2 separate regions of the Homo sapiens genome follow, and region 2 is linked to region 1. The links are chromatin loops, found by intact Hi-C in ENCODE. Cell type or tissue: PC-3. All regions are shown on one strand. Each heading gives the region's core, and the rest is flanking DNA. Links, peaks and the distances in the headings are about the cores only. Region 1 holds the start of ZSCAN23 (zinc finger and SCAN domain containing 23). Region 2 overlaps SCAND3 (SCAN domain containing 3).

Region 1 (2,917 bases), core at 159-2,658:
AATTTTTTTTTTTTTTTTTTTGAGACAGAGTCTTGCTTTTGTTGCCCAGGCGGGAGTGCAGTGGTGCGATCTCGGCTCACTTGCAACCTCTGCCTCCCAGGTTCAAGCAATCCTCCTGCCTCAGCTTCCGGAGTAGCTGGGATTACAGGGACCCACCACCACTCCTGGCTCATTTTTGCATTTTTAGTAGGATGGAGTTTCACCATATGGGTCAGGCTGGTCTCGAACTCCCGACCTCACGTGATCTGCCCACCTCGGCCTCCCAAAGTGCTGGGATTACAGGCATGAACCATAGTGCCAGGCCATCTGTGAATTTTAACGCAGTGATCTTGGGCAAGTTAGTTGATTTTTCTAAGCCTCAAGCTCATATATGAAATGAGGTCAACAACTGCCTTGCCAACTTGTTGAGAATATTAAATGAGATAATGCATACAAAGTGTTTTTGCACAAAACCTGGCATATAAACATGCAAATTAATCTTTTAATAAGATAATGTACAATTTTGGTACAATGGTAGTTTAATTAATAGTTGCTACTTTCCCTTAGGGCCAAGACTGTAATCTTTTTCTATTGCTCAAAGAACAAGATGAGTGGGTGAAAACATGCACACAAACCAATAAAACGGCTGTTTCATCAGGTTTGCAGAAACACTGAAAGATATACGTCTTCAGATATATTCTCTCCAATCAAATCCTAACTAGAAGCCCAGGACTACTGAGGTACAAAAGAAGGACGGGATTCAAATGAGCGAAGTAACTTCCCGGGTTATAGCTGTAAAGCTAATATAGGAACAGAGTGGAGTTAGCATAGCAAAGGTTTTAAGAAAATGGAGTCTGGAGCCAAATTGCCTGTATTTGAATCCTGCCTACACCCCTTACTCGCTCTACGACCTTGGGCAAGTTACTAACTTCATTTTCTTCTTGTATGTTAATTTTAAAAAGGGGCGGGACAGAGAGGTGGGGTGTAGTCTACATAATAATAGTGTCTATCTCATAGAGTTATGAGAAGCAGATAATATTTGTAAAGTGCTTAGAACAGTGCTGGGCTGGCACATAGTAGATGCTATTTATTCTTTTAAAAAATTCGATAGCAGCAAGAGCCTTTATACTATGTGAGTTAGACTAAGAAAGGCTGTGGCATAGTTTAAAACTATCCCTGCTCATTCTTTAAAATAAGTCCACAGTAGAGAATAAGACATCGGAAAATACAAACATTTCTTCATATCCGAATCTATTTGAATCCTAAGATGCAGATACGGAGAGTTCAGAGTGCCATCAGTACAGGGCAGAGAGGTTGAAGAGCTCAGGAACAGACATAGGGTGGGGGAAAGGGGTAGGGGCAACGACGCTGACTTTTGGTTAACAAAGCCCTTCCAGGCTGCGGAGCAACCTCCTCTGCCCTTCACCTGCCCGGCCCATCTCTGGCCAAGAAGACCCTGCCGCCAAATCCCCACACCCAGTCCAGGTCGCAGTGCACAGACTGGCCCTTCCGAAGCCCCTCAGCGGTAGCCCGACTCCGAAGCTCACCGAGGCATCCGTGAGAGGAGATGCCACCTAGCGCAGATCACATCTGCTCTGAATCCTTGACAACCGCAGCCCAAAGAATGATAAACTACAAAGGCCGGAAATGCGTCACCGCGGCCCGCTCTCCGCGAAACAGCGGTTCCGGCTGTGTTCCTTCTAGGAAGGCCGGAGGTTTCCACACCTCTGTGGTCGTCACTCTGAATCCCGTCTGTAGTCTTAAGTGAGATACTAGGTGACACATTGTCTTCCACGCGGCAATATAATAACGGCCAACATAGTGTTTTAACACGTATTAATTCATTACCCCGCATAACAACCCTGTGAGTTAGGTACAATTATCTCCATTTAACAGGTGAGGAAACTGAAGCACATTTCTACATTTATTAGTTGCCATTTCCTGCAAAGAATACCCTTTCTTTTCCCTGCCGTCTCATTTTATCACGATGAACTCATGGATTCCTTTACAAATAATTACTGTTATTATTATGTTGATGCTCAAATTATTTAAAATTTGGTCAGTTGGAGCCCTTTCACACTGCTCCCTCTCTTTTCTTTTTTTGACAAAGTCTCCAGGCTGGAGTGCAGTGGATGCGATCTCAGCTCACTGCAACCTCCGCATTCCGGGTTCAAGTGATCCTCCTGTCTCGGCCTCCTGAGTATCTGGGATTACAAGAACACACCACTATGCCTTAGTGAGGCTGGTCTTGAACTCCTGTCCCTCAAGTGATCCGCTCCCTCGGCCTCCGAAAGGGCTGGGATTACAGAAGTGAGCCACCGCACCCGGCCACAAACAGGTTTCTATGTCCTTTGATAAGTTCCCAACAGTTTTTGTGCACTTCACTTTCTCACAAAAGATATTTCAGTCCCATTTTATACTATTCCTACCCTAAACCTAGAATCACCATTGCTTCATGAAGCTACAGTACATCAGTGAAAAATGGTATATAGAAACCAAGATCTGGATTTCGGGCAATGAATAACCTCATTGCTACTGTGTCTGGCATTGGTTCCTGCCAGTCTACTGTGTCCAGAATTGGCTCCTTCCAGTGGGTTCCTGCTCTGACTTCAAGAATGAAGCCGCGGATACTCACGGTGAGCATTACAGTTCTTAAAGATGGTGTGTCTGGACTTTGTTCCTTCTGCTGTTCAGATGCGTCCAGAGTTTCTTCCTTCCGGTGGGTTCGTGGTCTCACTTGACTTCAGGAGTGAGGTCGTAAACCTTTGCAGTGAGTGTTACAACTCCTAAGGGTGGCGTGCCTGCAGTTGCTTCTTCCTTCTGGTGGGTTCGTGGTCTCGCTGACTTAAGGACTGAAGCTGCAGACCATCGTAGTGAGCATTACAATGCTTAAAAGTAGTGCAGACCCAAAAACTGAAAAGTGGTAAGGTTTTATTGT
Region 2 (2,917 bases), core at 302-2,801, 140 kb after region 1:
ATATCAATAATAAGTTTAATGTTGAATCATTTACAGAATTCAAAAAATGTTAGGGCACTGTCACCCCCTGTATAGGCAACCAATATCTTGAATGTTTGCTTTAAATAATAAGCTTTAAAGATTGCAATCACACCATGATTAAGGGGCTGCAGTAAAGAAGTTGTATTGGGAGGTAAAATGAGAACTGTGATATTTGAGGAAAGCTCAGTGACTACTGGAGGGTGGCTTGGTGTATCACTGAGAATTATAAGAATTTTAAAAGACAATTTTTTTCTCTTGCAATGTTTTATTTTTTTTTAATCTACAAAAAAATCACCCGAAAGATCAGAAAATATCTGCCCTGTCATCTAGTCTCTCTTGCTAGACCTGTAGTAGGCACCAAGGCTAGTCTTTACAATTCATTTTAAAGCTTATAGATTGGCAGAATGATAATCACAGGCTTTAGCTTTAAAATTCCACTGGCATTTGCACCCAGCATCACCATCAGTTGATCCTTTGTAGCCTTAAACCCCACAGTGTGTTTCTAGAGTACTTCCAGTCCTGCTTACTCCATTCTGGATCAATGCATCCAAATTCTCCACATATCCCCTTGAGGGCATCTGCTTCCAATAGAGACTGGTTTCATAAAAAGTAAAAATCTGAGCCAGGGGATGGCCTTCCTTATCAATCTAATTTCTTAATGAGGGGAAAATGTCTTTGCAGCTTCTTCATCTGCACTTACAGCCTCGTCTGCACAGACAGTTTAACACTGTGGAAAGTACAGTAGTTCTTGAAGATACTAAACCAGCCACTACTTCCACTAAATGAAGGCACTTCTGCGGGACTTCCATCTTTTTTTCTTAATGTCTCCATACATTGTGAAGGTATTTTCTTTAACTCTGAGAAAGACTGCATTGGATTGCTTCCTTGTTTGGTATTCAATCCACACACTTAACAAATGCTCCATTTCCTCCATTTCCTTATTCCTTGTTCCAACAGATTTCATAACACTGGCAGTTGTTCCAGCTAGATAATTTTATTTTTCCCATCATTGTCTCTAATTGTACATACATTTACTCCTTTATGCCAGTTGCATGACCAATCTCACAGTTTCTTTTCTTTCAAAACACTGTATAGTTTCAAACTTGTCTTCAATTGTTAAAGCTTTTCTTCTTTTATACTCACTAGCAGAAATTTTATCACAAGCACACTTCTATGGCACTTGCAAAACCCTCTGCTTGCTCCTTTTCTGGAATACAAAAAACTTTAGCAAAAAATACACAAAGATGGGAGGGAACAATGTAAATAAGTGCTTCCAAGACAGCCAGAGGAAGGATGTGGGGGCAAATGGGAATTATGTACAGTACTGTATGTATTCAGGACTTGCTGTGCTCAGCTACATCAGATACTCTGAATTCAGCTACTCCCACCTGGTGGCCCCAAACATCAACTTGCTGGGAAAACTCATACATGAGCTTACACAATTTCAGCATTATACTGACTCATTTCTGGCATACTGACCTCATTTTAAAAGATTTTGCATTCCAGAAACATGCGTTTTTAACAGATCAGACTGTATACATAAAGGGTTCACATTCTGAAAGAGTTCAGATAAATGTATGAATAGTATCACTAAAAAATATAAGAATGTCTGGCAATATCCACAATGTTCTAAAATTACTGTCAAAGAAGGCAAATATACTCCTTTAGAAACAACTCCACTGTAATGGCAAAAAGCTTTTAAAATTCTTCTAAAAATAATTTTGAGCTCAAAACATTTTACATACCAACTCTAGATACTGAAAAGAACCAAGGAAATCATGCAATTAGTATTTTCATTGTACAGATGAAGACATTAATGTCCCAGAGAAGGTGTAATATGCCCAAGGTTACACAGCTAATTAGTAACAGAGCCTAGATAGCTTCAAAAGACAGTAATTTTTTAAAAAAAATTTACTATTGTATATTTCTTTAATCTCATAGTCACTACATAAAATATATTTTCTACTGGTAAAAAATAGATCAAGCTTTTCCATTTGGTTAAATCATTTAATTATTTGTATCATACACAAAAACTGTTATCTCATATGCACGCATCTATTCATCTACACCAGTGATCAAATAAGAAATAATGCCCCAAACCAGGGTTTCCAACCACCAGCGCGAAATTACTCCCATTACTCCATTCTGGATCCATGCACCCAAATTCTCCACAGAAGATGGCACCTCCAATTTCTCACCTGCTGTCTAGGTTCATCAAGCTCCCTCTCCAAATCTTCCAGCAAAGTCACCACCTCTTCTCCACTCTCAGGATTATGCTCCCGCACCCAAGACTGGAGCTCCTCAGGCAGGATGGTCAGGAACTGCTCCAGCACCAACAATTCCAGGATCTGCTCCTTGGTATGTATCTCTGGGTTCAGCCACTGACGGCAAAGTTCCCGCAGTTGACTCAGAGCCTCCCTGGGCCCAGGTGTCTCCTGATAGCAGAACTGCCTGAAGCGCTGACGAGAGAGTTCCCTGGTATAAGACAAATTCCTACGTAGGGCTGATTCCTGATCCCAAGTGTGGTCTTCTTCTTTAACCTTTACTTTGATAATCTCCCCTTGTTCTTCTGGAGCCTGGCCAGCCAAGGCTGGGAAGACCCTAGAGACTGCTTCCATCCCGAGCTTAGACAGCTCAGGCAAAGGTTCTCTCCAGTTGGGGTCTAGGCAAATGGGTGATTTTACTTGAGCTCCTTTTTTGTTCTTGGTCAGGAAAGTTTTTGATATAAGAAAACACTCAACACAGGACAACTACAGACTCAGTTTAAAAGGACTTGTTTACGTGACAACACAGGGCAGTTACTCGGGCAATTCCATTGAAAGTGAAGCCATCCTCTGAAAAGACCAGAAATAGTGAGCACAGAGCGACTCACTAAAGCTTCAGGGTCACAAATTGA

Evidence for each region. A loop is a pair of places that touch in the nucleus more often than their neighbours do. Peaks named below come from ENCODE experiments on the same cell type or tissue, not always from the same donor. Only the 100,000 strongest peaks of a DNase experiment are listed, where the experiment ranks them.
Region 2: a loop joins it to region 1, with 3 times the contacts of the local background. A loop is called at or near these places in 2 of 110 quality-filtered maps.

What each region holds. Positions count from the first base shown.
Region 1 is chr6:28,441,873-28,444,789 of GRCh38, forward strand. It overlaps ZSCAN23 (zinc finger and SCAN domain containing 23), which reads right to left and starts at 1,619. Exons shown (of 4, transcript NM_001012455.2): 1 at 1,527-1,619. RefSeq lists enhancers at 1,418-1,928, 1,502-1,551, 1,722-1,801. In PC-3, for the core only: no CTCF peak of the experiment used is centred there; a DNase peak (open chromatin) is centred at 1,649; H3K4me3 peaks cover 1,715 bases.
Region 2 is chr6:28,584,079-28,586,995 of GRCh38, forward strand. It overlaps SCAND3 (SCAN domain containing 3), which reads right to left. Exons shown (of 4, transcript NM_052923.2): 1 at 2,220-2,917. The coding sequence starts at 2,639. Among named protein-coding and RNA genes, the nearest start is that of SCAND3, 1.8 kb to the right of the region's middle. RefSeq lists an enhancer at 2,840-2,917. In PC-3, for the core only: a CTCF peak has its summit at 1,411 (motif pointing left); a DNase peak (open chromatin) is centred at 1,463; H3K4me3 peaks cover 1,849 bases; H3K27ac peaks cover 66 bases.